Linked DNA regions of Homo sapiens: regions 2, 3, 4 and 5 are each linked to region 1. The links are chromatin contacts, found by Hi-C or POLR2A ChIA-PET in ENCODE. All regions are on one chromosome and are shown on one strand. Each heading gives the region's core, a stretch centred on a gene start or an enhancer-like site at or near the end of the contact. The rest is flanking DNA. Distances are from core to core; before and after follow the strand shown. Region 1 overlaps LOC105376360 (a long non-coding RNA gene). Region 2 has its middle 26 kb from the start of PITRM1. Region 3 has its middle 110 kb from the start of LINC00702. Region 4 overlaps LINC02668 (long intergenic non-protein coding RNA 2668). Region 5 has its middle 20 kb from the start of MIR6078.

Region 1 (6,136 bases), core at 2,706-5,205:
TGTGGTGGCAGGTGCCTGTAATCTTAGCTACTCAGGAGGCTGAGGCAGGAGAATTGCTTGAACCCGGGAGATGGAGCTTGTGATAAGCTGGGATCGCAGCACTGCACTCCAGCCTGGGTGACAGAGCAAGACTCTGTCTCAAATAAAAATTAAAAAAAAATAGGATTTTGTTTGCAAGAAGTTTTGTGAAGATAAAAAAAGACAGTGAAGAAGGACACTGCAGGACGGATGCTGCATTCCGGGAAACAGCCTGAGTCGCAGAAGCTGGTTGCATGGTCTGCTCACCAGTTTAACTGAATTACAGGAATCTGGTGTAGTGCTAGTGGGAGACAGTGCCAAAAAGAAAGACGTGAATCAGACATAGAAAGCTGCAGTGACCAGGCCAGAGCATCAGAGCAAACTCCACCATCAGTGAGGACCTCTGCAGGCAGTGGTTATGCCTTGGGGACAGTGATAATTTGTTCTATAGATACAGAACCATACGCATTTTGTAGGACAGTGTGCCCCAAATAGTGGTGTGCCCAGAGATTAATTCAATGGCATCTAAATGCATATTTTTATTTTAATATTTATGTGTTCACTTTAGTGGATACAATAAATACACAACATACACACAAATCATGCTATTTAAAGAAAAAAATTGATTCATGTATAGCACCAATAATGAACAAGTATGGCTAAAAGAGAAAATCATGATGGTGACAAGAAGACGGCACTTCAGGGGCTTGAGTGCACTGACTTTCAGCTACTCCCCAGGAATCAGAGCAATAGTAAAAATGGCTAATATTCACATAAACCTTGCTGTGCATTAGAGACTCGTAGCGGTTCTCACTACAGTCCTATTTGGTAGATGCCACTGTTACCATCTCACAGGTCGGATGCCAGGGAGCAGCGAGGTGAGGGAACCAGCCCTGCAGCCAGCGTGCTCAGGGGCCACGCGTTCAATGACGATTGCTTAACTGCTTTGAATTCCACCCTCCCGAGGTCCCTCCACCACCTCTTCAAGAGGGGAGGAGCTTCTTCCCTTGGATGTTCCCTTCAGAGAAGTCTCTACTTACAGAGCTTTTCTGATTTGTGGGGGGTTTCATGAAAGTGAAATAAATTACAAAACTGGTCTGGAATCTCTTCTTACAGCGCCGTTGTAATCTCTGTGCCAGTAATCCCTTCCCTAAAGGGCCCAGATTATAAATATTGCTCCATGGCACAGCAGGGAACTTCCCTCTAATTTACTGAACTTCCTCTGTCTTTTCTCCTTTCGAGCATTCTTTGTACAGAATCATGTTAAGTACAACAAATAATACAAAATAACAGTGTTGTCCACAGCTACAATGTAAAACCAATTTCTCTGCTCCACCCCACGGTCCTTATCATTCCCATGCCCATGGCACCCAGTGCCATGTACTTGCTGCTTTAAAAGGGCATCACATTGTCCATGGGAGCTACGGATGCTGGAGGTATTCCTGTCCCAGCTCTGGATGAGAATGTTTCTGGGAGTCCGTCCAGCCCTGAGTCCCCCAGACCCCCAGATAGTTCTCCAGAGACAGCCTCTCAGGAGTGCCCTGGCTGTCCTGGGCCTCAACTGCCTGGCTAGGGCCATGATCCAGGTGGACACCTAAGCCATTGTGAGCCAGTGGATCTTCTGTCCTAGAAATCAGGAATCAGCACTGGGTGACTTGGCGTCCTGCACTAGGGCACGTGCAGGCCCTGCTGTGCCACAGGGTGAGCTGTACGATGGGCAAGTCTACGTATGACGTTGACTGATTTGGTGGGAGCATTGGGACAGCAGGGAGAAGGGGACACCAGCTGTAGAGAGAGAGAATAATCTTCAAAACCCCGACAGATTTCCATGTCCCAGTTCCATCTCCTTTGCATCCCCCAGTAAATACCCTTTATTTTTACTTAAGCTGCTCCTTCTTGGCCCCATTGACCCCGTGAGCAGCCACTCCCCGATGGACACCCTAAGCCTTGTGCTCTCTGGGGATAGTGAGTGAATTTTCTACGTTTCATCTTACTGAGACTGGCCGGCAGGTCCCTGACCTCTGGCAAATTCTGCTGCAATGATTATTCTGACTCAGTTTGTTGGTAAAACTGCCTTTTGGTAAGGGAGGGGAAAACATCACAATCCAGATCTCCTTTCTTCCTCTCAACTCCTGCGCAATGTCGTGTTGTCTTTTCTAACTTTTTTCTGCCTGCAACACATTTCATGTGTCCATTCATTTGTTCCTTACTTCCTTTCTTTATTTACACATTCGACAAATACTGATCATATGCCCACTACGTGTTGTTCCAGGGGCATGGGGGATCCACCGAGAACGAAACAAGTGCAAGCCTCTGCCTGGTGGAGTTTGCGTTCTTGTTTGGGGAAACTGACCAAATACAGAAGTCATGAGGAGCAGCCTGTTAGAAGGTGAATGGTGCTGCGGAGGAAAGGAACAGCAGGAAGAAGGACGGAGAGCGGGAGACAGGAGGTGAGGAGGTGGAGAGGCAAGTTACGCAGATACACAGCAAGAGTGCTCCAGGCAGGAGGGGCCCCTGTGAAGGCTGCAGAGCTTGAAGACACACAAGGAGGTGGCTGGATCCAGAAGAGCAGGAGGAGATGTTGTCAGAGGGACGGAGTGGTGGGTTTGTGGGGCATCTGAAGGCCAGTGGGAGGACTTTGGCTTTTGCCCCCAGAGACATGAGGAGGCCTTTGGGAGCGTGGAATAGCAGAGACACATCTGAATCATACTTTCTCTCTTCACTCTGACTGTCATGCGAAGAAGGGGGGTTGGGGTTGAAGGCTACAGAGGGGTGAGGTGAGGAGGTCACGGTGTGCCGGGTGACCCCTCCCAGGGAGGCGGCAGCAAAGGCGCCAAGACCTAGGACTCTGGGTCCTTGTTGCAGGCATATCTAGAGGGATGATTGTGACGGCAAGAAGGCAAGGCTGGCAGGGAGAACACGTCCAACCTCATATCCCCTCTGTGATGGTGTGAAAAGGTCAGACCAGCGATAGGCTTGGGCGCCATATCAGTGTCTTCCTCTAGTAAATAACGGAGACAGCGGCAAGCAGTTCCATGTGCATGTGGTTCTTAGCACCCACATACCTAACCTGACTTTTCATGTATTTATTTTTGTTGAGACAGAATTTCGCTCTGGTTACCCAGGCTGGAGTGCAATGATGCGATCTCAGCTCACTGCAACCTCTGCCTCCTGGGTTCAAGTGATTCTCCTGCCTCAGCCTCCCGAGTAGCTGGGATTACAGGTGCCCGCCACCACACGCGGCTAGTGTTGTATTTTTAGTAGAGACGGGATTTCACCGTGTTGGCCAGGCTGGTTTGATTCTCACTTTGATTTATTTGAGGAAGCTTGTATTATCATTCCAATTTAGAGATGAAGAAACGGGGAAAAGAGTTTAGTTGAGTTGCCCAAGGGGACATAATTTGGATATGATGTCACAATTTAAACCCAATGTGAGGAGCATCTTGCAGAGTTGCTGTGAATAGCGAAGAAAAATGCAAGCGACTTCAGGGTTTGAAAATATTATATGAGTTTGTACGAAGATGTGCTATTTACAAAACACGCTTGTTTCTCAAGCCTTATTTAGCAATGCTAGGTATGTTTTTTTCTGATAGCAGTAAGAACAGGAAGGAACAGATGAACAAAGAGACCACAGGCACATTTGATGTGTAGTATTTCCATCTTTGGGGATGTTACAGCTATGTGACTATCTATTTAATTCTACATTAACATAACTTTATTTGACTCAGAAAATCAATAGACTATTTTTCCAGGCTGCAGTTTGGCAACAACCTATGGCCTGAGAATCGAATGACTTAAGATCCATCCTGGCTTCCCCGCCGGCTGAAGTGCAGCCTCTGGGCAGGCGACCCGCAGAGTTAGAGCCATCTGAGTCCCGGGCCAGCCTCACCTCCAGAAGGTGATGCCTGCTCTTTGTTTTCAGACCACACAACACACACAGGGGCGGGGCTTTGCAGAGCGCTCTGGCCTCCAACACGTATCACCTATACGCTAAACAGTTACTTTTCCTGTATTGTGTAACTTACCCAGAAACTTGCGTTCAGCAAGCCTCCGGGGATAAAAATACAATCCTACCGTGTAAAAATATCCTTTCTTCTCGGATTTTCTCTACCCCTTCTAGAGTTTCCCCCAGGGCAGATGCAAGGGGGCACTCTCCTGGGCCTCAGCCTGCCTGGTCTCCCTGAACTGAAGCCTGCTCGACAACAGTACGGGATTGCACAACACCCCCGCTCAGCTCCAGCCCCCGATCTGGAAGCTGCTGAAGAGAGAGATACCTCGACTTTTATCTGATTCTCCAACTCTCCGCATTCCAGAAAAGCAACTCAAGATCTAATTTGCTTAGTCATTTAGTTGAAACTGCAGTAAGAGAGGTGGCAGAGAAAGTGAAGCAGTAGCCAAATTAGATAAGGAAAAAAAAAAGTGAAAACATGTTTCGTTTTGTTTTTTTAAGATTCAAATAAAAACCATGATTTATTTATTTATTTATTTATTTTTTATTGCTCAGGATTAATTTCCCTGCTGTTTAAAATGTCCACAAAAGGCTGGGCACGGTGGCTCACGCCCGTAATCCCAGCACTTTGGGAGGCCAAGGTGGGTGGATCACGAGGTCAGGAGATCAAGACCAGTCTGGCCAACACGGTGAAACCTCGTCTCTACTAAAAATACAAAAATTAGCCGGGCATGGTGGTGGGTGCCTGTCATGGCAGGAGAATCACTTGAACCCGGGAAGCAAAGGTTCCAGTGAGCTGAGATGATGCCACCACACTCCAGCCTGGGTGACAGAGCGAGACTCCATCTCAGAAAAGAAAAATGTCCACAATATGCAGTTATGGGACAGAAATGACCCTGTCCACCTCTGTATTCATTCCTTCATTCTCCTTTCACTCGGAGGGCGAGTATAAAGTCCTCGCAGTACATGGTGCCCTGGAATAGAGACTGCATTTCCATGGAGATTTAGGGGAAAATGCCAATTAGTGTCTGAATCTTCTTATCACCGCTCAATGTAATGAAACGAAACAGGCATTCCCCAAGTGCCCATGGTACCTATGCAACGCCAACCCCTAGTTTGGGTAGAGCAGAAAAAATTCTGAGAACAGAAAAACCAAGTGTCTGTCCAAATGGTTTGTTATAAGAGAACAAACTTCACTTTCTGCCTCGACGACTTGTGGGCACGCAGAGAGGAGGCTACCAGGAATCTTCTGCTGTGGATTTTCACCTGAGCTGTAAGTGTGAGCACCTCCCTCCTTAGTGCTCGGACTTGGAACAATCAAACCTTGGGCTCTCCGGCATCACAGAGACAAGAAAAGCTTTTCTCTGTTGGGTAAATTATTAATCGTGGCACTGTATCCCCCTTGACATCAATAAAGTCACGACAATCAATTTGTCATGGTCCAGTGTGTGCTCATGACCGACTTGCCCTGTAATGTAGGTCAAACTTGGATTTGATGCTCTGATAACCAGAGACGTGGGATGAAAGTGGGGTTTCTCCTGGTCTGGCAGAACATGGCTTCCATGTCTGAAGCTTCCAGGAGGCAAAGCACATCGGCAGAGCAGGGAGCTCAGCCCTCGACGCGGGGCAGAAGAGCCACAATGCAGGAACTTACTATCCACAGTCACTACCACGCCGCTGTGGTTGCACCCAGGGAAGGAAGTGGAGAGAAAGGCACGGCTGGCTTGGAACTCCTGCTTCTGGTTCCGTTTTGCTGCATCAATAGGTGAAAAATAACTTTTTTTTTCCTCTAAGGAGAGAGTATCAGAATAGAAATAGTGTATCCTCCAAATATATTTCAGAAACAGGGAAAAAAGGAAAAATGCTTAATCAATTTCTCTTAAAAAAGAAAAAGAAAAAGAAAAAGAAGCAGCAGCCAGCAGGCAAGTGCGGTTAAGAGTGACTGAGCTGGCTTTTCCCCTCTGCCAGGCTGCCTACCTGTGTGGGTTGGAGCCAGCCCTGCAGTGCAAAGCTGGGTGGGCAGAGCCTACCTACTCCTTTTCAGCAGCAAGCCTTGTGAATGGCCCGGCCGGGGCAAATAAGCCAGGTGACTGTGGTGAAGCTTCCTGGGCATCCACCTGCCCCCATCTGCCGTGTTCCCTGCACTTTGAGGCTTCCAGGTGTACAGCT
Region 2 (6,136 bases), core at 2,725-5,224, 470 kb after region 1:
GACAGAGGGAACTCTGTGGCAATATAATACCAAATTTTACACAGACCCTAAGGCAGTACCAGGCAAGGGTTAAGTCACACACCCCACACTTAAAGAATAAACTGTGTTCTAACTCTCATAAGGTGTTTCTTTTTCTCTGGCAGCTAAATAAGCCCTGGCCCCGAGATGAGCAATGTCGCAGCAGTTAGAGCTCACCAACCATCAGACACCGCCCAACGGAACCCCATTCCAGCAGCCACCACTACAGCTTTGATTAGGCCAGAGACTGATTTCAGTAACTTTCTCCTAATTAAAAGACCCCCAAGCATGGACTGGTTCCAGCTGCTTTACAGAGGCTGAGCACTTGAGTGCCTCTGTGTCCTGAAAAGAACATTTGATGTATATGGCCCAACTGTAACTCATTTAAATGTTGGGTTTACACCCCAAGGTGAACTTGGGTCATATGTAACAGGCATGTTTGTGCATTATGCATGTGCCAGCCCCCTTCATGAATATTCATAGCTGCTCCTATAATCTGTTGAATATGCATGCTTGGCCAATCCATTCAGCATGGACCCCTGTTCCATTCTCCTCTCCCTCGCAGGTGACTGCCTCCCAGGCTCCAGGCTGGGCAATGCTTCCCAGCCTGTTGGGATGGCCACCTTGCAGCCTGTAACCCTTTGGAAGGTAGTTTCCTTTCTAAATGTGTAGGTTGTGTGATTTTGAGTTAACAAAGTTCTTGAAATCTCTCTTTCATTCTTTAACAAATATGAGGGGGTCATCTATCCCGTGCCAGGCGCTAGAAGAAGTGAACCAGACAGAGTTCATCTCAAACTTTAAGGAACTCTCAATCCAGTGAGGTTAAACAGGCAGGGAAAGTGGCAAGTTCACAGGCAGGGCTAAGTGCCTCATAGGAAAGCCCTCCCCAGGTCAGTGATAGGGTTTGGCTCTGTCCCCACCCAAATCTCATCTTGAACTGTAGCTCCCACGATTCCCATGCGTCATGGGAGGAACCCAGTGGGAGGTAATTGAATCATGGGGGTGGGTTTTTTTTCTGTGCTGTTCTCTTGATCGTGAGTGAGTCTCATGAGATCTGATGGTTTTATAAAGGGGAGTTCCCCTACACAAGCTCTCTCTTGCCTGCTGCCATGTAAGACGTCCCTTGCTCTTCCACCATGATTTTGAGGCCGCCCCAGCCCTGTGGAATTGCGAGTCCATTAAAGCTCTTTCCTTTATAAATTACCCAGTCTCCAGTATGTCTTTATTAGCAGCGTGAGAGCAGACCAATATAGTCAGAGTCCTCAGTAATGAGCAGGGCAAGTTCGACAGCTGGGCCGAGCACTACGCCAGGAGCAATGCGTCTGGCTTCCTGGAAAGGTGGGCTTTATGTCTTGGCCATCTACAAGGATCCCCTGCACAACCAGCTACCTGGCACCCCTTCCCTCCAAAAGAATCCACCCTTCTGGCTGATGAAGGATGTCTTGTTCATGTGGATGCTTTCAACCCCAAACAGACCACCCGGCACACAGTAAGTGCTCAGTTTTTACTTGTTTTATAAGACTTGCAAGCATCAGTTATGATCAGATGGGACAGGGCTCCAATCGTTTGCCTCATTCGCAGGATGGTGGCCTTGAGCCTAGGGAATAAGCCTGCAGCCATGAGTCCTGACACCTAGGGACCTGCTTGCCGCCAGGTCTGGAGAGTTTCCAGCGGGCTCTTAGAAGGCTGTAAGGCAGCCAGGAGCAGCCAGCAGCACCTGAGCCAGGGCGAGCAGCTTTGACTCAGTGGGTTTCCTGACGCATGGTTGAGACCACACACATACTCCTCCATCCTCAGCCTTCCAGAAACGAGCCCCGCAGATGCCTCTGTGTGCTGCGATTTGCTTCCTCATTTACTTCTCTGTGTCTGAAGTTCCTCTTCTGCCTTACCTGCTGGTCCCTGCAAGCTGCCCTCCTCACCTCCCTGTTCGCCTGCTGACACCACAACCTGAATTCTCACTCTGGTCCCGGCCCAGACACACAAATGGGCCTCACCTGCCCTGACAGTGGAGGAGACCCTAAGCAGCTAGGGACCCTAACCAGCCAGGGACCCTAACCAGACTGGGGACCCTGGGGCTGCGCTGGGCAGGTGAGGCCCGTGTGTGTTTGTGCTTCAGTTTGCCCCATGACATCCGTGCACGTGACCGTCTGTTCTGTGTTTGTTCTGCCTGAATGTGTGAGAAAGCTGCCCCGATTTCTACTAAAACTAAACCCAGGCTGGGAGAGACCTCCAGGTCAGCAGGAGCTAAGGGGGTGCAGAAAAGCTGAGGCCAGTGGCTGGATCCCTTCCCCACATCTGTCTCCATCTGTGTGATCTCTCTGCTGCTTCTTCAAGGCTGAGCCACGCTTCCCCAGCCTGGTGTCTCTGTGCACGAGGGCTGTCGCCACAAAGCACCACAGACTGGGGGTTTAACTCCCAGCAAGGTATTTCTCACAGTCCTAGAGGCTGCAAGTCTGAGATGATGGTGTGGGCAGGGCCAGTTCATCCTGAGTCCTCTCCATGGCTTGCAGACGGCGTCTTCTCCCTGTGTCCTCACAGGGTCGTCCCTCTGTGTGCACCTGCATCCGAATCTCCTCCTCTTATCAGGACATCAACCCTGTGGTTTAGAGACTACCCTGATGGCCTCATTTTACATTAATTACCTCTTTAAAGACCCTATCTCCAAATACAGTCATAATCTGAGGTCCCAGGGGTTGGGGCTTCCATGTAGGATTTCCTGGGAGACACAATTCGGCCATCACATGACCACCAGTGTCCCCTTGGGCATGCATTGAATGCTTGTGTTCACCCCAAAAATTCATGTCAAAGCCCAAGCCCCTCATATGGCAGTATTTAGAGGCAGGAACTTGGGGAGACAATGAGGGTTGGATGAAGCTATGACTTGGGGCCCCACGATGGGACCAGCGCTGTAAAAAGAAGAGGAAGGGGGCAGAGCTCTCTCTCTCTCCCTCTCCTCTCTCTGTCTCTCCTCTCTCTCTCTCCCCCACCCCCATGTGAGGATACAGTGAGAAGGTGCCCTCTCTCAACCAGGAAAAGGCCCTCATCAGCAAGTGAATCTGCCGGTGCCTTGACCTTAGACTTCAGTCTCCAGAACTGTGAGGAATCCCTGTTTGCTGCTGAAGTCACTCAGTCTTCGGTATTTTGTCACGGCCCGAGCTGGCTAAGACAACCAAGCACTTCTTAAGTAACGAATGGGCCCTTCTCAGAGCCCAAATTAGCCCTAAACACGATTCACCTGAAACACTGGGCATTCCAATCCTAAATCATGAGAATCAGCTGAGCTTCAGACTGGTTTAAATGCCAAAGAATAAACAAGAGAATGCAATATTCAAAAAGACATTAAAGTTTGAATTATCTCAATCACCTGCATATATCCAATTGGCTAGATTTTCACATTTTCAAATAAATATTGACTGCATTTGCACTCAGTGGAACTATATTCCTAAGTAATATTCTGGGAGTTGTATACAAGACAATTTTATGAAGCCTCTTTAACATCACCTCGTTTTAGAGTCTGTGTCACATAATTGACACCCGCCGTGCTGGGGGCAGTGTGGTTTGCCACAGTCGCAATCACTGGCGAATGAGCTAATCCCGAAAGTTGTTTTATGAGCTTCTTTTCACCAGTGACACCGAAGCACTGATCCCTGTCCCTGATAAGCCTCGTGTAATGACTCAACCCTAAGAAATCCACAAACAGACAGCTATCCCTTAAATGAATGCATTTTTGAGAGATCCCAGTGAAAATTCTGAGCTGCCGTTGCTGGAAGACCTGATGGGGACGTCTCCTTTCGCTGCTCCATGTGGTAACGCAATGGTCAGCGGTCACTCCCTCCTGATGGAAGGAACCAGCAGCACCTGCCTGCTACCAGCTGTAGAACGAGGGAGACTGAGTGGGAGACGTTCCCAGAGTCTCGGCAGCGCCCGGCCCGGTTCAGCCAGGCCTCTGCTGCCCTCCGGTGGCCTTCGGCTGGAAGCAGCGGACAGAGAGTCCCGCTGCAGGAGGCTGGGACGCAGAGCATTCCTGGAATTAATTCCTGGACTGCTGGGAAAGCGGCCGGGGTGTCTGGGGTGTGCAGGACTAAAGCAAACCACTCAGCCCTCGGCCTGTAACTCCTTGCTTCCCCCAGTGCATTTTTCTCCTTGGTAAAATCCAGATGAAATGAACCAAAAGAAAAAGCAGCCTCCAAGATGAGAGGTCCCGGAAGGAAGCCTTGGAAGGAAGCGAGGGGACGCCCCTGGCCTCGGCCTCATTGCCTGTTCCTTCTCCTCGGCAGCTCTGCATGGCCCCCCAGCAGGACAGCTCATCCAAGGACACCCCTGCCTGGGGCCTGAGGACCCACCTGCAGGGCCAGACCCCCCTCCCCACCCCGGGGTGAACACAGCCCCCACAGGCCCCAGTGGGCGGGAATGTTCCCCGTGGTGGCCATTCACATAACAGGACAAAAGAGCCCCCACGTTTGCTGGGATGACTCTTGGGAGACCGCCAGCAAGTTGCAGACCACGGCAGAGGCCGAGCTGAGATGGGAATTCCATGCCCAGGTCTCCCTGGACTGAGGGAACGTGATAGAAAGCTGAAATAGAAACAGAAACAATAGTGACGCCTCTTTAGAAAGGCTACAACTGAAAACTGGTTCCCAGTCTAGCCTGATGGACACACGATCTGAAGAGATCCAAGACCCGTTTCTGAGAGGAGAGAGAAGACCGTGGCCGGCAGACAGGGGTGATGCTCTCAGCTGCCCTTTTCCAGCCAAGGCCAGAAATGTGGTGTTGCTTTGGCTGGCTTTACACCCAGGACCCCAAGCGAGCTTCCTCCCCAAAGTGGGCTGTCCTCTGGACTCTGGGTTGGGGACATCTCTGAGCCAGCTGGGAGGTCAGAGACAGGTTTACAACCAGGAACCCCCTCCCAGGCCCGGCATGAAGCGTGGGCTGCGTACCTTAAAAATGTGGCTTTAGAAAGTGAAATGTTGGCCGGGCGCAGTGGTTCACACCAGTAATCCCAGCACTTTGGGAGACCGAGATGGGCGGATCACCTGAGGTCAGGAGTTCAAGACCACCCTGGCCAACATGGTGAAACCCCATCTCTGCTAAAAATACAAAACTTGGCCGAATGTGGTGGCGGGCGCCTGTAGTCCCAGCTACTTGGGAGGCTGAGGCATGAGAATTGCTTGAACCCTGGGAGGCAGAGGCTGCAGTGAGCTGAGATCGTGCCACTGCACTCCAGCCTGGGTGACAGAGTGAGACTCCATCTCAAAAAAAAAAAAAAGAAAAAGAAAAAGAAAAGAAAAAAGAAAACAAGAAAGTGAAGCAGCGTCAACACCAGCCAGGCTCAGTACCCTGGAATTACATATTCAGTTTGTGGCCTGATGTGGGGTAAGTTGGTTTCAAAGAAACAATAAACCTGTAATTTTAACAAATTGATGTTTGGCAAACTAGACATTCTAGAAGGCAGTCGTTCAGAGGGCAGCTGCTGGTGGCTGGACAGCTTCTGAACGGGCAGCCAGTGTCCATGGCCAGGTGGGCAGTATTTGCTTCTCAGTTCCAACTGGAATCATGACTCCAAAGCGACAGCTGCCACGAGCAACAGAGAATGGAGAGAGACACACCCAAGCGTGGCCACACAGCAATTCACAGTCAGGAAGGAGAAGCCGGAGAGGGACTCAGCCGATGACCCCAGGAGCCACAGAACTCCCACTCACTGCAGGCGAATCTACCCGGGAGAGAAGGGAAAAGAGGTTCCCCAAACACCACCAGGGAATAGGATGATATTCATAGCAACAAGCATTTATATGATACTCTGTGCTGGGTGCTTTACCTGTATGTACTCATGAATCTTGATAACGCTTGAGCCAGGAGCTCTTCCGTGAACATTGTCGTTTTGTAGAAGAAGAAACAGAGTCACAGGGCCCCCAAGGGACCTGCCCGGGTCCTACAGCTTTAAGAAGTAGAGCTGAACTTACACCCAGGGCCCTGGCTCCAAAGCCCACCCTGGTAATCCATGATGAATCACCCACCTCTGCGTTGGCCTCACCAATAAAGCTCTGATCCAAAGGTCCAGGCTCGGTCCCCGTGGTGGGCTGGTGGCATAACTGGACAAAAATGCCCCAGCGTTTGCTGG
Region 3 (6,136 bases), core at 1,166-3,665, 460 kb before region 1:
CATGAGGGCTGGAATTTTTTTAAATTGATTTAACACAAGTTGGTGGACTAGTAGGTGCTCATTAACCTTTAGTGAATGAATGTGTATTCCAGGACAGAAGATAGGCTCACAGAGGAGGATTTTAACTGTACTATAATAGAGACTGCTCTGTTGTCTACCTAATTTAAGAAATAGCAGCAGCTTTCATTTAAGATGAAAATTAATGTCAAAATCCAATAAGTATTTTATTATATTAAATTATATGTGCACACAGCAGAAACACACTCAGATAAACGTTGATGAATTTTATTCAACTTTAAAATTTTGCAAGTTTAACGAAGTATTTAAGGATTGGATACAGAGATAAATAACTTAGGTTGATTCTACCTTGTGAGTAAAATGATGATTTTAGTTTTTTTAGTATGCTGGATGCTTAAGTAATTTAATTTTAGTTCTATTTTAATTGGAGTAGGTTCTGCTTGTAAATGCTACATGTTTCACTAGACAAAATAGGGGTCATTGTTTCCTTCACAAGGTCATTGAATCCATTCAGACTCAGATTCAACAACATACAATATTTCTAAACCTGTCTAAATGGTGTCCACAGGTCACATTTAAAACATTGAATTTATTGACTAGCTTTGTGAGAAAAAGTTGAGTCATTTATTTAGTTTTTTATTTCTTCAGTGATGCATTCTTTTTTGTGACCTTCTGGTCCTTTAGTCCTTGTTACTCGCTTCAACAATGTCCTTCAATAGTTTGGATTACGAGAGGTGAGAAAAATAAGATAAGGATGAAAACAAGGTTTTAACCTTCCTACAGGACTACTTGCTACACAATGATGTTTTCATTGTGTAGGTATTAAAATATATGTATTTATACACATATATAGGAATTTTATGTTCAATTAATTATTAAACTCCTTGAAGGAGTAATACGGACTACGCATCTTTGTATTTTTCCATTCCTAGAGCTTGAGATGAGTACCCAATAAAGGTATTTGTCTTTATTGATCACTTGAAAACATTTAACTCACTTCTGTCCACCTGGTCTCAAAATTTAGCACACCACTCTAACTGATATGCCATGAAGACTGGTCACAGACAAAAGTGGGACTGTGTTTTGTTGATTTCCAAAGCCATTCGCCAGGAGCGCGGCCCCAGGAGCATTTTTCTCATCATGTGAATGCCACCGTTGTCAATCCACTCCATCCACAGGCAGACAGCAGCACAGCCAAGGTCAGGTGCAATGTGAGGGGGTCCCCACAGGGGTGATATCTACACATGACCGGACCTTTCATTAGAGGAATGAAGAAATTAGAAGACACTCAAAACTTAGAAGGACTTAGAAGTAATTTTATTGAGGCTGAAACAAAAATATCCTACAATTCTAAAAACAGTAAACTAGATGACATATTTTTCTGTTGCTTTTGAACAGAAAATGGGCTACTGTGTCAAAGAAAGTACAAGATTATTAGTGTCACCAAAACACAGAAGTGGAGAAGCATTTATCATTATTGGGTGTGTGCGTGTTGGTGAAGTTTGTGTGCACGTGTGTCTGTCTCACACAATCTGCATGTGTCTGTGTTGGTGTGTCTCTGTGTATGCCTGTGTCTCTGTGTATCTGCTTGTGCCTGTGTTGGTGTGTCTGTGTGTGTGTGTGCCTGTGTCTCTGTGTATCTCCTTGTATCTGTGTTGGTGTCTGTGCGTGTGTGTGTGTGTCTCTGTATCTGCTTGTGTCTATGTTGGTGTGTGTATATGTGCCTGTGTCTCTGTGTGTCTGTGTTGGTGTGTGTCTATGTGTGTGTGTCTGTGTCTCTGCATCTGCTTGTGTCTGTGTTGGTGTGTGTGTGTGTGTCTGTGTCTCTGTGCATCTCCTTGTGTGTGTGTGTGTGTCTGTGTCTGTGTTTCTGCTTGTGTCTGTGTTGGTGTATGTCTGTGTCTGTGCCTCTGTCTCTATCTCCATGTGTGTCTGCGAGTGTGTCTGTGTGTCCTCTATCTCTGTGTTGTCTCGCTGTATATGTCTGTGAGTGTGTGTGTGTCATCTGTATCTCTGTGTTGTCTCGCTGTGTGTGTCTGTGAGTGTCTGTGTTAGTGGGTGTGCTCAATTTGATACAAGTCATTTTATTTTGTGAAGATGTAAGTACTTCACTTTTCCTTTCCCAGTATCTGCAAATTTCAACTGAGATCTAATTTTATTGCTCAAAGTGAAACTGTTCTGACTAATATCTGATGCTTGATGTTAGCTATTCTCATTCTTGGAATTATTTAAAATTCCACTGAAAGTACAAACTTAAACTGAGATTTTTTTTTTTTTTTTTTTTTTTTTTTGAGGAACTCAAACATGCAGAATTGAGATCTGAAATCTGCTGGCTGGTGCAGATTATAGCCTAAGATAGGAAGTTGGGGTTTTGGTTGCTTTAATGGAGAGGAAATGACTCATGTCAATGCTAGTATGTAATAAAGCTCCTAAATTTAGCTTTCCTTTTAGTGTAAAACCTAATATTGATATAGTAATGTGAAACTTTATTTTACTAAACTACAATTTTCTTGCTGCCTCTTCCATCTGCCAGTCAATTATTACATCTTTCATTAAGATCATGTTAAGACATATTTAGTGTACATAAAAATGTCTTGAAAATCCCAGTTGACTTCACAGTACACGCTAACTTTGGAAGCGTTGTGCAACCAACTAAGTCCAAACAAAGGGCCCTGTGTCTATTTGAATTTTGAGACAAAACACAAAGTTCTCGGGGATTAGTATCATGATTAAATATATCCCTTGACACTTACAGAAAGTGTATATATGTTTACAGACAAAAGGTGTTTCAAAAGTAGAATTACTGTTATCGTTCCCATTTCTTATTGTTATTATTTGCCAGGATGTCATAAGGTACAGTAATAGGGGATGAAAACAAATCTTCGTGTAAAAATCATAACTTTGTACTCTTACTGGAAACTGGGGGAAAAAATGAAAGAGTCCAGGTAGGGATTTATAGAGAGAGCATTTACAAATTCTTTATGGATTTTCACTAAATGTTTACTAACTGCTCTGGACACGTATGCTGAGGTCTCTTCACAACAGTGCACCTGAGAAACACAAAGATTAAGAAAATAAGAGACCATTTTTATGTCAGAGCTTTTTTGCTCTTTGTAGTAATTTAGACGACCCAACCACAACCACAGGAGACTCCAGCAGGAACTACGTAGAATGAGGCAAAGGTGCTCTCTCTTTGAGGAAGGAAGGAAGGGGTTGGTTTTATGCCTCATGGGGTCTTATTACACAATAGACTCACACATGGTCTGCAAGTTTGGGGGAAAAGCTATACATATTTAAGAGGAGAGTGGAACGCATGTGCAATGGGTGAATGTGTATGTAACATACATCCCGTGTTCACTTTGGGGCAGGGTTTCAGCATTAAAATGAGGTGGGATTAGCCCTTTATGTCAACAGATGAACTGCAGGAAACAAAAACAGTTTGTGCACAGCCTCTATAAGCTGCTGAAGCTGCCTTCAAGTCTGCCATTGTTTATCAGAAAAGAATGTTTGTAAAGCTATCAGAATGGTAGTGGTCTGGGTTGCAAATCAGAGCTTTGAGGGGTCTGATAGCAACCATTGTGAGGGAGCTTAGCGAGTGTGGTTTGTTTTGTACCTGTGTAAATTTGGAAATTTGCCACACCAGCCAGGCTCTGAACCTTTGAGACATAGGTAACTCCGTTCCCTTTAGCTTAGGGTCCATGTTTGTCGATATAGGGGTGTCTATTTCGATCTCTCATATCACAGACATGATGATATTGTGGCAGCTGTACCACATCCCTGCCACAGAAGCAGCTGTTCTATCAAGACAAGGACCTGCCATCCCTGCCGCTGCATTGGTTAGAATAAGTCAGTCACAGGTCTCACCACTCTAGAGGAGGCCACCACTCTAGGATGGGATTCCTGCGGTCGCTTCTCAGCGTCTCTCACCATCTAGACAGCACAAGTCATAGGGGCATGGAGCCCCCGATCGCAGGTCTGCAACTGAATTTTGCCCGTAGATCATTTAGTGGGAGAGTCAAAGTGCCAAAATAAACATTGTGTTACACGCAGATTCCACAATATTTATTTTTTGACTCATAATCCATTTCTTTCCTTATCGAATGATCATTATCTCATTGTAATTAACAGTTGCCAATGCTCCCACTTGTACTTTTTTTTTTCCTTGTGAAGAAAACCATCCCATAAATAGCAAGTGCAAAGTGGTAGTGCCACAGTGGAGTTACTGTTTTTTCCCCCTTCTTGTACATGAAGAAAATTTTACATCTGTAGTTGATGCCTTTACTGGCTTCTCAATTAGTGGAAACAAATTTGTCATTGCAGACAGTAGCTCCAGTGACTTGTGGCTAATGGATTCACCCTTTGAGCAGAACTTTATGATCCAAAACAGCCTATCCCACACTTGTGTTTTTCAAGCTATTGATAGGTGCACCTTGAGTGAAGGGGATGGAGGTGGGAGAGGGAGAGATGTCAGAATCAAAAAACATTGTGAAATCTTGAGATTTTGTTTGTTTTTTTTTTAAGTTAAAAAGATTTCTCAACACTTTACACTGATGTGTTTTGTGAAATGTTCAGAGGTGGATATTGCTTTCCGTATAGATTGTTCAACAAAATTTGAGGCCATTATTTTGGACTAAACTCCTGCGATCGCAACAGACCAGACAAATCATAGTGGGGTCACCCAGGCTTACCAAACCCAAACCCAAACTGAGCAGTTCTCTGCCCTCTGAGGAACCAGGAGAGAGATAGCCTAACTTCCTGAACAGGACAGGTTTAGTCTTCAATGGGCAGGATAATGAAGTTCCCTGTGTTTAAATCCTTAATCTGAAGTCACATCATGTGAACTCATCAGTTTTTCTATTGTTTCTTCTTTCTGGCCCCAGTTGTTACAGGAAAGCGATTCTGATCCAGACCCCAAGAGAGGGTTCTTGGATTTCGCGTAAGGAAGAATTCAGGGTGAGTCTGCAGTGCAAAGTAAAAGCAAGTTTATTAAGAAAGTAAAGTGGTGAAAATACGGCTACTCCACAGACAGAGTAGGACAGACCCGAAAGTAAGAGGAGGAATGTGTCCACCCTAGGTACAATACTTGTATATGTAGGATAAAAAAGATCATGAAGAGATAAGCTCTGCTACAAGGGTTTGTGATAAAGGATTAATTTTCTCAATTACTATATTTTGCAAGAATCGATATTATTATCTTTAAAGCAAAATTAGGAATGCCTTTGTTCTCCAGATATCGGGATATCTAGACACTCCCGAGTCTGGGTCTGCTTAATAAACATCTAGAAGCTAAGGATGCCTGACTTTCTGGAAATGCAGCTCAGCAAGTCCCAGCCTCGTTTTCCTAGTCCTCACTCAAGATGGAGTCGCTGTGGTTCAAATGCCTCTGACACAGTGGCTTACAAGGAAAGTAACTTGGAAGCACCCAATACACTTTTTATTCTTTGTTTCTCTTTCTTCAGCCCTTTTTCTATCTGTAAAGCCAATCTCCTGTGTTCAGTTCATTGGAACACATATTCCATTTTAGAGAATATAGTGCTGCCTGATTCTAGGATGTCAATAAAGCCAATTGGCATCTTGGAACGGAATTTGTTGTCATTTTGTCTTTTGCAAGATGAAGGTTTCTTGAGCAAAACCATCATGGTGGAGGGGCTTCCGCACAGTGCCTGTTGATGAAATCAAGAGCATGAGGGACTCCTTCAGGAAAATCCTTCAGAGATCTAATTAGAAAGAAACCTGTCCCAAAGCTTGGCACATTAGTGATGCAGGCTACATATTTATTTCCTATAAATTCTGAATTGTAAACTTGGTAACAAATAGTAACTGGACTTCAGAGTCTGGTGACCTTTAGAGGCTGTTGACTGCAAGTATTCATGGATTAACTGTGCTGAGGCTGGAGGGTACAGTGACCCAAGGTTAACTACATGAGCCAGGGCTTTCGCAGCTTCCTCATTTTGTTGACTCTGTACCAGGAAACCAAAGCTCCTTCCTCTGAAATGAATGGTTCTTATTTGCATAATGGCCTCCTTTTGTTCACTTTGCAGAGGCAGTTGATTACATTAGAATACTTCAAACACAGCATTGATCTATCAGGCTAATAATTTTCTGATAAGGCCCATGA
Region 4 (6,136 bases), core at 1,667-4,166, 430 kb after region 1:
TTTATTGGTTCACATAATGGCATTGGGAGGGGAGACAGGGAATACCTGTGAAGTCACAGAAGTATTTAACCTGTGCTCCTAGTATGACTGTATTAAACATAATAGTAATACGTATGTATTTTCAAAACCTTAAGATGATGCTCTCTGCTGTTTGCTATTTATTGTTATTATTTTTTGAGACGGAGTCTCACTCTGTCGCCAGGCTGGAGTACAGTGGTGCGATCTCACTGCAACCTCTGCCTCCCAGGTTCAAGTGATTCCCCCGCCTCAGCCTCCTGAGCAGCTGGGATTACAGGAGCGCCAGCACGCCTGGCTCATTTGTTTGCCGTTTTAAAGCTTACCACATTCACTTATTTTTCACTGATGTTTATACTTAGCGATGAGGAAGAAAGCTCAGGTGACTTGGCTTCCTCAGGGGAAGGTCTTCACGGAAGGTTTCCAGAAGACACCTGTCGGTGAGATGCCAGCTGCTCAAGACCCTGCAGAAAGCCCTGTCCCAAAACCCCCTGGAGTGCCCAGTGCTGGTGGGAAGGTCACGGGGGCGTGTTTTCCCAGAGAGACAATAACTTGAGACTCACTGTTGAAGTCACCCGTACCCACTCCATTAGAATGCAGAACCCGCCCCATTAGAATGCAGAACCCGCCCCATTAGAATGCAGAACCCCCCCGCCCCCACCCCCCACCCCGGCAGCTCTTTCTGCTCAGGGTAAGGCTGAAACTGATGGGCAGACAGCCAGGAAGCGTTCTGAGCTTTGGGTTCAAAAATGAGATTCAGGGCATGCGATGGGGTCCAGGTGGCAAAGGACCCCTCCCACACGCCCGGGTCACTCCTAGCATCGTGCTGGCAGCACCGACCCACCAGCCCCTCCTCCTCCTCGATCTCCCCGCCTTGGCCTGCCTCTCTCCATCTCATACACAACACACAAACCACACATACACACCCCACACACACACAGACTCACACACCACACACACCACATATGCACACACACATTCACACAGACACACACAATCACACACCACACAGACACACACATTTCACACACACACTCATACCACACATACCACACACAGTGTATATGCGTGCACACACACACACTGCTGCACACACCACACATACCACATATGCACACACACCCATTCACAGAGACACATACACACAGACACACACACACCACACAGACACATACACACCATGCACAAACACACAACACATACATATACTACGAAGACACACACACAGAGACACACCACACACACAGTACACATGCACATTACACAGACACATAAACACACACCACACATAGAACACACAGTGACACACCACATACACTTACACAGACACACCACACATGTGCACAGACACACACACATTCACACACACAGACACACACACTGCAGGTGTCCTTCACACTAAGCCTCCCTGTGTTCACTGAATGTCGGGTGGGAGGAATGCATCGAGCAGGGAGAGGGTCCCTTGACGAGGGTGGCTCTGGGTTGTGTCGCGCCCAACACCTGCAGGTCTCTCCCTTTCTTTCCTCTTCCAAGGTAACCAGCGTGTTGTTTTGTCTCTTTCCCCTACACGGCCAGACATGGCTTGCAGAGCAGGGGCTGTTCCATGAACCCCTGACTCTTCCTCACACTGATCTGTGTGTGTGCATCTGCACATGTGTGTGAATGTGTGTCGCATGTGTACACTGTTGTGTGTACACGGGCGCTTGTACGTGTGCCTGTGTGCGTGCATGCATGTGAGCCTGTGTACCAAGTCTCCCGTGCAGATGCCTGAGGTTAGTGGCTGAGTACGTGGAACTTGGAGCTCTTACAAGTACTTTGAATATGAAAAGACAAATTCGTGCAATAGAGGAGCATGAGTCCTTTGCAGCTCCCTAACCGTCCATTTCATGTCAATGCTGATGTTCGTGACTGTGCGGTGCGTTGACAGAATGACAGAGTCGGTGCCTCCCCGCACTGTGGTCCCGCAGCACGATTTTATTCAGCGTGCACACATGTGGGCTGCCGGAGTCTTTAGAGTAAACAGGAGCTCACGGAGACCTGGCTGCTCCCAGGAGCACTCGAGACAGCCTCCCATGACATAATATCGTTACCGTGGCAACAGGGATATTCACTACCAGAATCACAACTATATTTCACCAATTTAGTGCTCTACTAAACACAAAATAATGCCTTCTTTAATGATGCTGGGCTGTGGTTCTTAGAAACACGGAGCCCCCTGGAGCGGGAGCCCAACTGCAGAATAAAAGTGCAGAAGGAAGGCCCCACTTGTGTGGAGAGGCGCTGCGGTCTCCCGGCATGAGAAGCTGGCACGGTTATGTGTCATGGTTCTCCATAAGAACTTTTGCAGCAAATGGCACCCACACGCCTTGGTGGCAACTCTTCCAGCCTGGGATGAGATCGGCAGAGCCTGGGTCTGAGAACTGCAGCCAGCGACTCGCTGGGCTGTTCCATGTTCCAGGCAGCTCCGAATCATCTTTTTTTTCTTGAGACAGAGTTTCTCTCTTGTTATTCAGGCTGGAGTGCAGTGGTGCCATCTCAGCTCACCACAACCTCTGCCTCCCGGGTTCAAGCGATTCTCCTGCCTCAAGCCTCCCAAGTAGCTGGGATTACAGGCATGCACCACCACGCCCGGCTAATTTTGTATTTTTAGTAGAGACGGGTTTCTCCATGTTGGTCAGGCTGGTCTCGAACTCTCGACCTCAGGTGATCCACCTGCCTTGGCCTCCCAAAGTGCTGGGATTACAGGCATGAACCACTGTGCCAGACCCGAATCATCGTTTCTGCACATGGAGAAAACCACGTGGAGAAAACCGGCAGGAGAAGAGCATGGGGCAGGGTCTGTAGGAAATGCTCAGAGAGCTTCCTGGAGGCAGGGCTGGGGAAGGCACAGGGGAGCCCGGCTTCTGCGGACGTTTCCTCCCAGGATGAGGGAGGCAGGGCTGCTGGAAGACTCACCTTTCCTCTCACTGCACTGCCATTTGTCCCAACTCATTTCCGTTCTATGTTGATTGGTTCAGAAAACATCCTATTTGGCAAATCCTAAATAGTCTCACTTTCTGTCATGGTCGTGGAATCTCTCCGTCTCGACAATGGAACCGAATTGTAAAGCGACTCTAGCTCTGAATTCCTACCTCTTGCCTTTTGTTTTTTTCCTAGAAAAAGGAAATGGAAATCCTTCCTGTTATTCTCCGCGTCCCTTCGTAGAAGGCTGCCTGAGAGGTCAGCACAGGAGTCCTCTAAGTGCCCTGCAGAGAACACGGGTCTCGGAGCCGGACAAACCTAAATTTTGAAACCCACTTTGAGTTTGAACTTGGCTGTGGGAAAGTTACACAATCGCTCTAAGCCTCTGTTTTCTCATCAGTAAAACAGAGAGGGGTTGCTTGTGTGAGAAGTGGCCGCTGCCAATCATCTGCGTGTCCTTCACTCTCCCAGGGGCCATGGGTCTGTATTCTACACATGTGGGATCTTCCTCTGGACCCTTCGGACATGGTCCACACGCTGCCCTCAGGATCTGCTGGGGTCTGCATGGGGGGTGAGACGTGAACCCCAACCACGTTCACCACAGAGAGGAAACTGGGGGGATGGAGGGGGGGACAAGGCCAGGTCACCTTCAGGTGCCGCCCGCCAGCAAGGCGGTTTGCACCCGGCTGAATGAGCTTTAAAAAAGACAGTTTTTTCTGTAGTTTAGAATCATGGTTTCACTAAATGGTGAAATAATTTTATGCCACTTCCCCTACTAATTACCATCTCATTGTTATTAGAAAGGATGGTTTCCTTGAAGTCTAGAAAATTTTGTTCCAGTCCATTTCAACGGTGCAGGAGAAACGTGGCTTCCATTCCGAGGAAGACGGCGACACCTAGTGACCGTTCCCTCGCGGTGCGATGGCCTCACACCTGTGCGGCGGGTCGTCCGGGGCGTAGGGTGCTGCGGCCTTGCGGTCTTCCCTGCGCTGCAAGGCAGGGCATGGTGGCAGATTAACACCTGGATGAACACGGGCAGGTCAGGAGACAAATAAAACCCAGAGGTCTTTGAAACTTCAAAATCCCGTAGGGTGTGTGACCCCAGTGAGCCCCACGCTACATCCAGCGAGAACCGAGAAGTGATGGTGCAGACATTCTTGGGTCCCCCAGACAGAACACACCGGGAGTTACTGCCTCTTTCTCATCCCGAGTCCTCCTGACTTTCCCCAGCACCCATCGTGGCTGCAGCCAGGACACAGGTAAATGTAATTTCCCTCCCCTTCCATCCTCGCTTTCACATCGGTGTGATTGACTGAGGGCCTGCAGACTCTCTCCACGTGCGGGTGCCCTGCAGCCTGACACACAAATGCGTTCATCCTTCCCCTTTATCCTGACCCCGAACTAATGACGCAGCTTCCTGAGACACAGAGGATGCTTCTCCTCGTCCCCCCTCGCGCTCTGAAGTGGGAAAAGATGTGTTCCATCTGTTCTGGAATTTTCACTGTAAAGAAGAGAATGAATTTTAACTGTGTTTTTGACATATCCCTAAACAAGAAGTGGTTTATAGAGTGAAACCATTTTCCCTTCATCTAAAATTTAAAAAAAAAAAAAAAGAGAGAGAAAAGTGCAAGACTGAAGATGTGTGTTGAGCGGGGTGAGGAAGCGTGGGGGACTCGGCGCTGGAGGAGCCCCGGGTGTGTTTAGGGTTTGTGGTCAGGGGCCCTGGGCACCAGGTCCAGTCTGAAGCACCCGGGGGGATGGACGATGTTTGTGTAAGAGAGGGACAAAGGGATGGCAGGGTGGCCAAGCAGAGACGCGATTCCCTCTGTGCCCTTCCTGGACCAGCTTTGTATTCTAACAGCAACGTCTCTGTTCTTGGGAAGAGCTCCTCGGTGATTACCTGCCCGCCCCTTGTCTCCTCTTATTCCCGCTGCCACAGGGCAGGGCCGCCCAGCTCCAGCTCAGACACACACCTGCTCCAACTGCTGTGCTGGTCACAGGCCCAGAGCACCACGTGTCCTCTGGGGTCTGTGTGGTCGGCGCCGTGCGTGGGACCACTGTGAGTGACCCTCCTCTTGTGTCACAGAGCCACTGTACCCGTGTGCACCTGTGCTCTGAGACCTGGATACCCCTGGAAGGACAGACACCGAGGACCCGAGTGCACTGGAGTCCCGCTCCCACAGATCCTGCTGCTGGGAGAACTGTCAGCCAGGAACGGGACTGCGGTGGGGAATTCCTTCTGTCAACACACTTTCTAATCTAAGCTCCAGACTCCACTTCCAGACTAGCACAGGCTTTTTCCCCCACATCTCCTTCTCTGCAGCCGGGGCTCCTGCCGGGTCTGCGGAGCCCAGAGCCATGCTCTCTGCCGACTCCATCTCCAGATGCCTGCCCCGGCACCCACGCTGTTGCCAGGACACCAGTGAACCCAGACAGGGTGAGCAGGTTGCAGCAGGGTACCGGGAGGAATGCCCGGCTGGCCCATGTCTTGAAATCAGTCTCATTGAACAATCCGGGAAAGAGATGACCTAGCCTATTCTAAGGCTATCGATGTGAATTGGATTCTTCCATTTCCCCTGAATTCTCTGATTAAAATGATAATTATGCAATAGCTGTTTTCCATTTTAAAAGCTGAGTATGACTTCCCTACTTGGTGGAAGGCTGTCTGCCCAGAAAATGTTGCTATTTAATGCTTTCTGAAAAAGCGTTATCTGTATTGTATGCATAGAATCCACTTGTTGCCACAATGCCCCCTCCTAAAAATTATCGCTCGGGCAGAGACGCAGCTGGCTGGATCTGGTTCTGCCCCCACCTGGTCCCTGGGTCCCCTCTGAGGCCTGCGTCACCTGCTCTGCGCAGACTTCTGCCACCTCTGGATGGAGGCCATAGCCATCATTGCACAGAAGTGCACCTGCGCGCAGTGGAGTGACTAACGCCCGGCTAAAATGTCCAGGAGGCGGGGGCCAGTGGCCTGGGCAGACCCGCACTGGCTGGCCGCACCTGCCTGGTTTGTCATCACTGGTTTGTGAATAGGCTGGAAATGCAGAGAAAATCCAGACACTACACCAACAGGAAAACGAAGTCTCCTCAGCCTCCCATCACACAGCCACCCACAGTGCCAGGACGGGCTTGAGGTGTTTCTCCTGCTGCTTTAAAATAG
Region 5 (6,136 bases), core at 1,282-3,781, 300 kb before region 1:
CTTTCAGGTCACAGGTAGGTGAGGGACAAATGGTTTTATTCTTTTGAGTGTTTGATTAGCCTTTTCAAAGGAGGCAATCAGATATGCATTTATCTCAATGAGCTGAGAGAATAGAAGGGAAAGCACCTTTGCCCTAAGCAATTCCCAGCTTGAATTATCCTTTTAGCTTAATGAGGGATAATTTGGGGGCCCAAGATATTTTTCTTTCACAAATAGTGTATATGTAAATACTATTATATATACAAATATTACATGTGTAAATATTATTACAATATATATAATATTTATAATATATGTAAATTTTGGTTGTCCTTTAAACATTTCTCTGGCTAACTACAATTTTAGGCAAAAAGATTCCTTTCCCATAAAGGTTATTAGATAAACACAACTGAAAAGTTACTCAGACACATACGTCAGTAAGCAAGACTGCTTACTTCAAATTATAATTAAGTAATAATAATAAAAGGGTTAAAATTAAAATAATAACAATAAAAGGGTTTCACATTCAGAAATATGATATTGTTTGAATGGATTTCTGGGAGTCATTTTAGCAAAATGGGCTCACCTTTTAAAGTAACTTGCTTTATCTGAGTGAAAAACATGCTCATGAGCAAAACCTACATCAAGACGCTTGTAACTTATTTGGGTAACAGCTTTGCCTAAACACATAGCTACTATCCTGATAAACATCTCTATTATTTAGTTAATATCACTATTAACAGAAAATATAGGGATTTGCAGTGGAACTACTTTTAGCTACTAAAAAGTTATTTGTGACATTTATAATTAGATACAAAGACAAAATTTAATTAACTTTAGCATAAAATGGGAGAACCAAGACCGGACTCCCTTAAATGCTAATACAGCATTTTCAAAGGAAAAGAAAACTTGACTAGGATGAGGAAACCCAAATTATTCCTCTTCTGTTTTTGTTTTCCTCAACCCATAAGATTACTGCTCATCTTTCTAGCTAGCTAACTGGTCCTCCGTATGACTTAAATATATTTTGATTAAATAATCAATGAGATTAAATGCTTCCATTGTGATTGAAGTTTTTCTTTTTTCTCTTTTAACTAAAATAATATAGAATTGACTTAGTCAAGGCTACTTAATTTCTTAGAACCACAGCAACTGGACATTTTTTAGCAGAACAGGATTTCCTTGTTTTTAAGAAAGCCACATACATCAAAAGGCTTATCCCCAAGCCAGGCTGCAGCCCTGTGGGCAGAGGCCAACCACGCACATGGCTGTATTAGGATTTGTTTTCAGGGATTCTTTCTGACTTTTCTTCTTTTGCTGGAGGAATGACTGAGATGCTTCAGGTTTTGCCCCAGGACGTCAAGTTCTCTCCCCGGGTTTTTTGGTTTGATTTTGATTCTGTTTCTGTTTTGTTCTGTGTTTGCTTTTCATGAAGGAAAAAGTAAATGCAACTTTAAGATGACTTTCTTCTTCTCAATGAAAAAGAAAATACTTCTCTGGCCTCTTTGGAATTTTCCCTTTCATTCTACCTTGGGCAGTGTGCACCAATGGGAAACTCTGGGGCTCTTACAAAGCTTGGTCATCGAGAAGCCAGGGCCCTGGGCATGGGGCTGGCAGGCCCACAGTGAGGTGCGGACTGTGTGATTACATCTTCAGAGGAAGTGGGTTTGTGTATCTTTGATTGACTCTGTGCCTTTTTCTTAGTATAATCTGAGTTCCAAGAAAACCAAGTTTTGATACTGCAGAAAGTCAGAGATAGCTTTATAATTAAAATCATATTTGAAAGAGAAGTCTCATTATTTTGGAATGGCTTGGCCTTAGCTTTTCTACTTCAACTCCAATCCTCTTTCCCCCAGTATCAAAGTGTGCTGTGATTAATAACCTTGTAAAACTAAACCCAAAAGTGGTGGCAAATGTCAAACATGTTGTTCAGTTTTTCTTTTAAAAAATAAGGTTAAAAACAGGATAGCCATTTTTTTCATTGCAGTATCAATAATCTTCTATATTCTAAGGAGAGTTAAGGCACCTACCATACACACCATTTTAATTTTCTTTAATCAGTGACTTCAGACTTGTTAAAATTATGTATCGTCATTAAATTTTTATGCTTAGAATATGGCCTTGTTAGAGTTAACTCGAAACATTTCCTGGAACCCTGGAGACAAAGCCTCCGTTTCCATTGCAGGACAACAGTGCCAGGCCCATTTTCTACATGAAGTCTCCTTCTGATTGCTTAAAAATTTTATTTCCAAGTGATAAGTATTTATCAGTGGAGAGGGAGTAGCTTTCCTGTCTCATGCACTGCAGTTTTTCTTACATTCATTATTCAAGTTCAAAACGTAATAGTAATTTACTGAATTAAGATCTCCTCTAAAATTCAGAATTACACAGAGGAGCCAGTGTGTTTTCTTTTGCAAGTGAAAATGGACTAAGCCCACTCTATGGGAGGCACTGTGTGGGGTTGTGAGCACGGGTGATGGGGAAACCCTGTCCTCATAGCTGCTTCCAGAAGAGGCAGGTGCACAGGCAAACACAGGGTGAAGAAAAGATGTGGCAGGAAAGAGAAAAAAATTCTTAATGTAGCCTTGAGCACACACGTAGGACAGTCACATCTGGGTGTAACACCTCTTAAATCCTGAACCAAGAGTATTGTAGATGCTAGAGAGCAAAAGGACTATGTATGTTTAAATTTGTTACTAACAAAAATTGCTGTGATTAAAAACTAATAATGTTGGCCGGGCGCGGTGGCTCACGCCTGTAATCCCAGAACTTTGGGAGGCCGAGGCAGGCAGATCACGAGGTCAGGAGATCGAGACCATCCTGGCCAACATGGTGAAACCATGTCTCTACTAAAAATACAAAAATTAGCTGGGGGTGGTGGTGCGTGCTTGTAATCCCAGCTATTCAGGAGGCTGAGGCAGGAGAATCACTTGTCCAAGGAGTCAGAGGTTGCAGTGAGTACAGATCAATGCCACTGCACTCCAGCCTGGAGACAGAGCTATACTCTGTTTCAAAAAAAAAAATGTTATCTTACTGTTACCCAGAAGAAAAAAGTGCAAGACGAAGAAGAGCCACATTTTTTCAACACAAACTTTAAAATTTTTCAAAGTCATAGCCACCATCAAATATGGAGTATTTACTGATTTACTGACAAAATCATTATTTTAAACCTTCAATTTACCATTTATCTTTTCCTTGACCACTCGGACAGAAGCAGCGAAAACGTGAAATCTTGGCTAGATGATGATAAAACCATCCTTAGGATTAAAAGTCATATTCATTAAATCCAGAGGCAAGAAATTTCATGCATAAATATGTCATATTTAGTTGATCATTGGAAAAGTGCTAGAAATATTGTCTCCTCACCCTAACAAAATAGTGGAAGGCATAAAATTTACTTGAACCTTTAACCCTAGCCAATATCTGACACAAAATGCAAACTTAAGAGCAGCCTATTGCTTTCTTGTAGCTTATAAAACTGCCAACATTTGGTAGCTAATTTCTGGCTTTTATTTTTAAGACCAAAGGTCTGGATTTCAGTGATGGAACAAGGGCACACAGGATGAAGAGAACAGGGTACCCTGGGTGGGAGGGAATACTCTCCACATTATCTTTTGCTGGGAATCCTCGGTTGCTTTTGTAACTGCCCAATGGGTTCACCCTGCCCATTGCCTAGACAGAGTCGATTTATCCACACAGGGGAATGGCAATGGCAAAAGAGTGATTCACGCAGAGCCCGCCTTGTGGGAGGCCGGAGTTTTACTATTACTCAAATCAGTCTCCCTGAGCATTCGGGGATCAGAATTTTTAAAGATAATTTGGTGAGTAGGGGCTTGGGAAGTGGGGAGTGCTGATTGCTCAGGTTGGAGATGGAATCATAGAGGGTCATAGTGAGGTTTTCTTGCTGTCTTCTGTTCCTGGGTGGGGTGGCAGAACTGGTTGGGCCAGATGACTGTTCTGGGTGGTGTCAGCTGATCCATGGAGGTGCAGGATCTGCAACATATCTCAAGCACTGATTATAGGTTTTACAATAGTGATGTTATCCCCAGGAGCAATTCGAGGAGGTTCAGAGTCTTGGAGCCAGAGGCTGCATGACCCCTATATTGTAATTTCTAACCTTGTAGCTAATTTGTTAGTCCTGCAGAGGCAGACTGGTCCCCAGGCAAGAAGGGGTTCTTTTCTGGAAAGGGCTGTTATCAATTATGTTTCAGAGTCAAACCATGAACTGAATTCCTTCCCAAAGTTAGTTCGGCCTACGCCGAGGAATGAACAAGGACAGCTTAAGGGTTAGAAGCAAGATAGGGTCGGTTAGGTCTGATTCCTTGGACTGTCATAATTTCCTCAGTTATTTTGCAAAGGTGGTTTCACTTTCATAAAGACTGAAAGACTCATTTAAAGTAAACAAATATAACATGTAGGTCTTAGCTGCTCAGTCGACTAGCTGTTCTTCCCCGCTAGTTTATGCTTCTATTGTGTTGTCCAAACAACTGAAGTGAAAGCTTAAGTATTTATATCCAGAATGTAGGGTAAAACTCCTATTGTGTGATTGCATGCATTCAGTTTCTGAGTGAACGTGTTTTTTAATACATTATTCAAAATATCATCACAAATCTCTCCTGTGTTTTATTTGTAAAGATAGCTTCTGATAGACTTCCATCACCAAGATAAAAGAAATGATAAATGCCGTGATAACTTTGTTGAAATCCATTAACTTAAAGCAGTGGTAAACATTCTTGAAGTGTTATTTTTACACTTAATTTATTCATTGTAATATGTGCAAAACATACACCGCTGCAGTCTCCAGGAGAGAGGTGGAGGAAAGGTGCTCCATCCTAGGCATGGCGTCGTTACCCCAATGACAAGGTAGACGAGGGAGACACATCCCAGGAGAATGATATTTCCAATCAGCCTCTGCAGAGAGCTCAAGTAGGAATGCACCAATTATTCAGCACTTCGCACATATGCATATGGACAGTCAGTGCTTAACATGTGTGCATGTAAGGAGTCAGAGCTTTCCATGTTAATATGCATGGCCACGATTCACCACATGTAACATATATATTAAAAATTGAGATATAAATTAGTTTGTGAAGAATGGTCATTAGTATCTGTTGTTGTATTTGCTGTTGTTGAGAAACAAGAGTGCAGAGACAGAAACAGGGATCAGTGAAGCAGTAAAATTATTCTAAGAATGAATCCTATGCTACAAAAGATACTTTTGTTCCATGTTCAAGCGCCATTTTTTCTTTGTAGGACAGAAATGTGTTACATCAAAATGTAAAGGAAGGAAGTTGACCAGAAAGCAAATGTTTTCTTAGTCCGAAGCCATATCAACCTTCTTTGTACACACGTGTTCCCCCCCACCCCACCACACACACACTGGATGTAGTTTAAACTTGACTTTATACAGTCATTCTCTTATCCAAAATACTTAAGGAACACCTGCCGTGTGTTAGGTGGTATGCTGGGCACTGGAGAAGGGGCAAAACAATCAAAGCGCTAGAAAAACAGAGATGCCCAGACCCCGGCCGTGAATCACTCTTCCTAAGGACACAAAATGACCCACAGGTCACTCTGACATCCTGTGTTTGAGTCACAATTAACATAAAATGACAAACTCCAATGATTCAAGACTGTTTAAAACATGATGTCTTGGCTGGACACGGTGGTTCACACCTGTAATCCCAGCACTTTAGAGGCCAAGGCAGGTTAGGAGTTCAAGACCAGCCTGGCCAAAATGATGAAGCCCCATCTCTACTAAAAATACAAAAATTAGCCGGACATGGTGGCACACACCTGTCATCCCAGCTACTTGGGAGGCTGAGGCAGGAAAACCACTTGAACCTGGGAGGCAGAGGTTGCAGTGAGCCGAGATCGTGCCACTGCACTCCAGCCTGGGTGACAGAGCAAGACTCCATCTCAAAAAAACAAAGCAAAACAAAAAAACAAACAAAAACACAAAGAAACTTGGTGTCTTGATTACTGGGACAGAGGTATCCTCTGGACCAGTTATTTGCAAAGTATGTGGCCAAGGACCAGTTCAGGTTTTGTTTGTGTGCTTATTTGTTGACAAATTTCAGATCTGATAATTTTGTCTAAAACAATTAAAATGAACTACTAGAAAAAGAAATGATAAAAAGCATACAAAATAGAAGCC

The links. A loop is a pair of places that touch in the nucleus more often than their neighbours do. ChIA-PET counts read pairs that join two places held with the same protein, here RNA polymerase II (POLR2A). Pooled maps may share reads with other maps.
Region 2: a loop to region 1 is called in a pooled map, with 4 times the contacts of the local background. The contact joins two enhancer-like sites. A Hi-C loop is called at or near these places in 1 of 168 maps with a recorded cell type or tissue (posterior vena cava) and 4 of 50 pooled maps. POLR2A ChIA-PET finds 5 or more read pairs at or near these places in 2 of 52 experiments (OCI-LY7 and activated CD4-positive, alpha-beta T cell).
Region 3: a map of naive thymus-derived CD4-positive, alpha-beta T cell shows a loop between it and region 1 (3-fold over the local background). The contact joins two enhancer-like sites. A Hi-C loop is called at or near these places in 1 of 168 maps with a recorded cell type or tissue (naive thymus-derived CD4-positive, alpha-beta T cell) and 5 of 50 pooled maps. POLR2A ChIA-PET finds 5 or more read pairs at or near these places in 1 of 52 experiments (HEK293).
Region 4: a map of A673 shows a loop between it and region 1 (4-fold over the local background). The contact joins two enhancer-like sites. A Hi-C loop is called at or near these places in 1 of 168 maps with a recorded cell type or tissue (A673) and 4 of 50 pooled maps. POLR2A ChIA-PET finds 5 or more read pairs at or near these places in 2 of 52 experiments (A673 and H1).
Region 5: a map of naive thymus-derived CD4-positive, alpha-beta T cell shows a loop between it and region 1 (2.5-fold over the local background). The contact joins two enhancer-like sites. A Hi-C loop is called at or near these places in 1 of 168 maps with a recorded cell type or tissue (naive thymus-derived CD4-positive, alpha-beta T cell) and 5 of 50 pooled maps. POLR2A ChIA-PET finds 5 or more read pairs at or near these places in 2 of 52 experiments (CD4-positive, alpha-beta T cell and activated CD4-positive, alpha-beta T cell).

The regions. Positions count from the first base shown.
Region 1 is chr10:3,666,615-3,672,750 of GRCh38, reverse strand. All of the region lies in intron 1 of LOC105376360 (a long non-coding RNA gene), which reads right to left. Among named protein-coding and RNA genes, the nearest start is that of KLF6, 120 kb to the left of the region's middle. RefSeq lists an enhancer at 3,907-4,408. Within about 2 kb of position 3,955, at least 17 of the 41 ENCODE cell types and tissues checked have a DNase peak (open chromatin) inside an H3K27ac peak, as active enhancers do; they include CD4-positive, alpha-beta T cell, where a contact is called at or near this core.
Region 2 is chr10:3,195,375-3,201,510 of GRCh38, reverse strand. No RefSeq gene overlaps it. Among named protein-coding and RNA genes, the nearest start is that of PITRM1, 26 kb to the right of the region's middle. Within about 2 kb of position 3,974, at least 7 of the 41 ENCODE cell types and tissues checked have a DNase peak (open chromatin) inside an H3K27ac peak, as active enhancers do.
Region 3 is chr10:4,127,995-4,134,130 of GRCh38, reverse strand. No RefSeq gene overlaps it. Among named protein-coding and RNA genes, the nearest start is that of LINC00702, 110 kb to the left of the region's middle. RefSeq lists a silencer at 5,768-5,968 and an enhancer at 5,707-6,136. Within about 2 kb of position 2,415, at least 8 of the 41 ENCODE cell types and tissues checked have a DNase peak (open chromatin) inside an H3K27ac peak, as active enhancers do.
Region 4 is chr10:3,237,538-3,243,673 of GRCh38, reverse strand. All of the region lies in intron 2 of LINC02668 (long intergenic non-protein coding RNA 2668), which reads left to right. Among named protein-coding and RNA genes, the nearest start is that of LINC02668, 17 kb to the left of the region's middle. Within about 2 kb of position 2,916, at least 5 of the 41 ENCODE cell types and tissues checked have a DNase peak (open chromatin) inside an H3K27ac peak, as active enhancers do.
Region 5 is chr10:3,968,311-3,974,446 of GRCh38, reverse strand. No RefSeq gene overlaps it. Among named protein-coding and RNA genes, the nearest start is that of MIR6078, 20 kb to the left of the region's middle. Within about 2 kb of position 2,531, at least 4 of the 41 ENCODE cell types and tissues checked have a DNase peak (open chromatin) inside an H3K27ac peak, as active enhancers do; they include CD4-positive, alpha-beta T cell, where a contact is called at or near this core.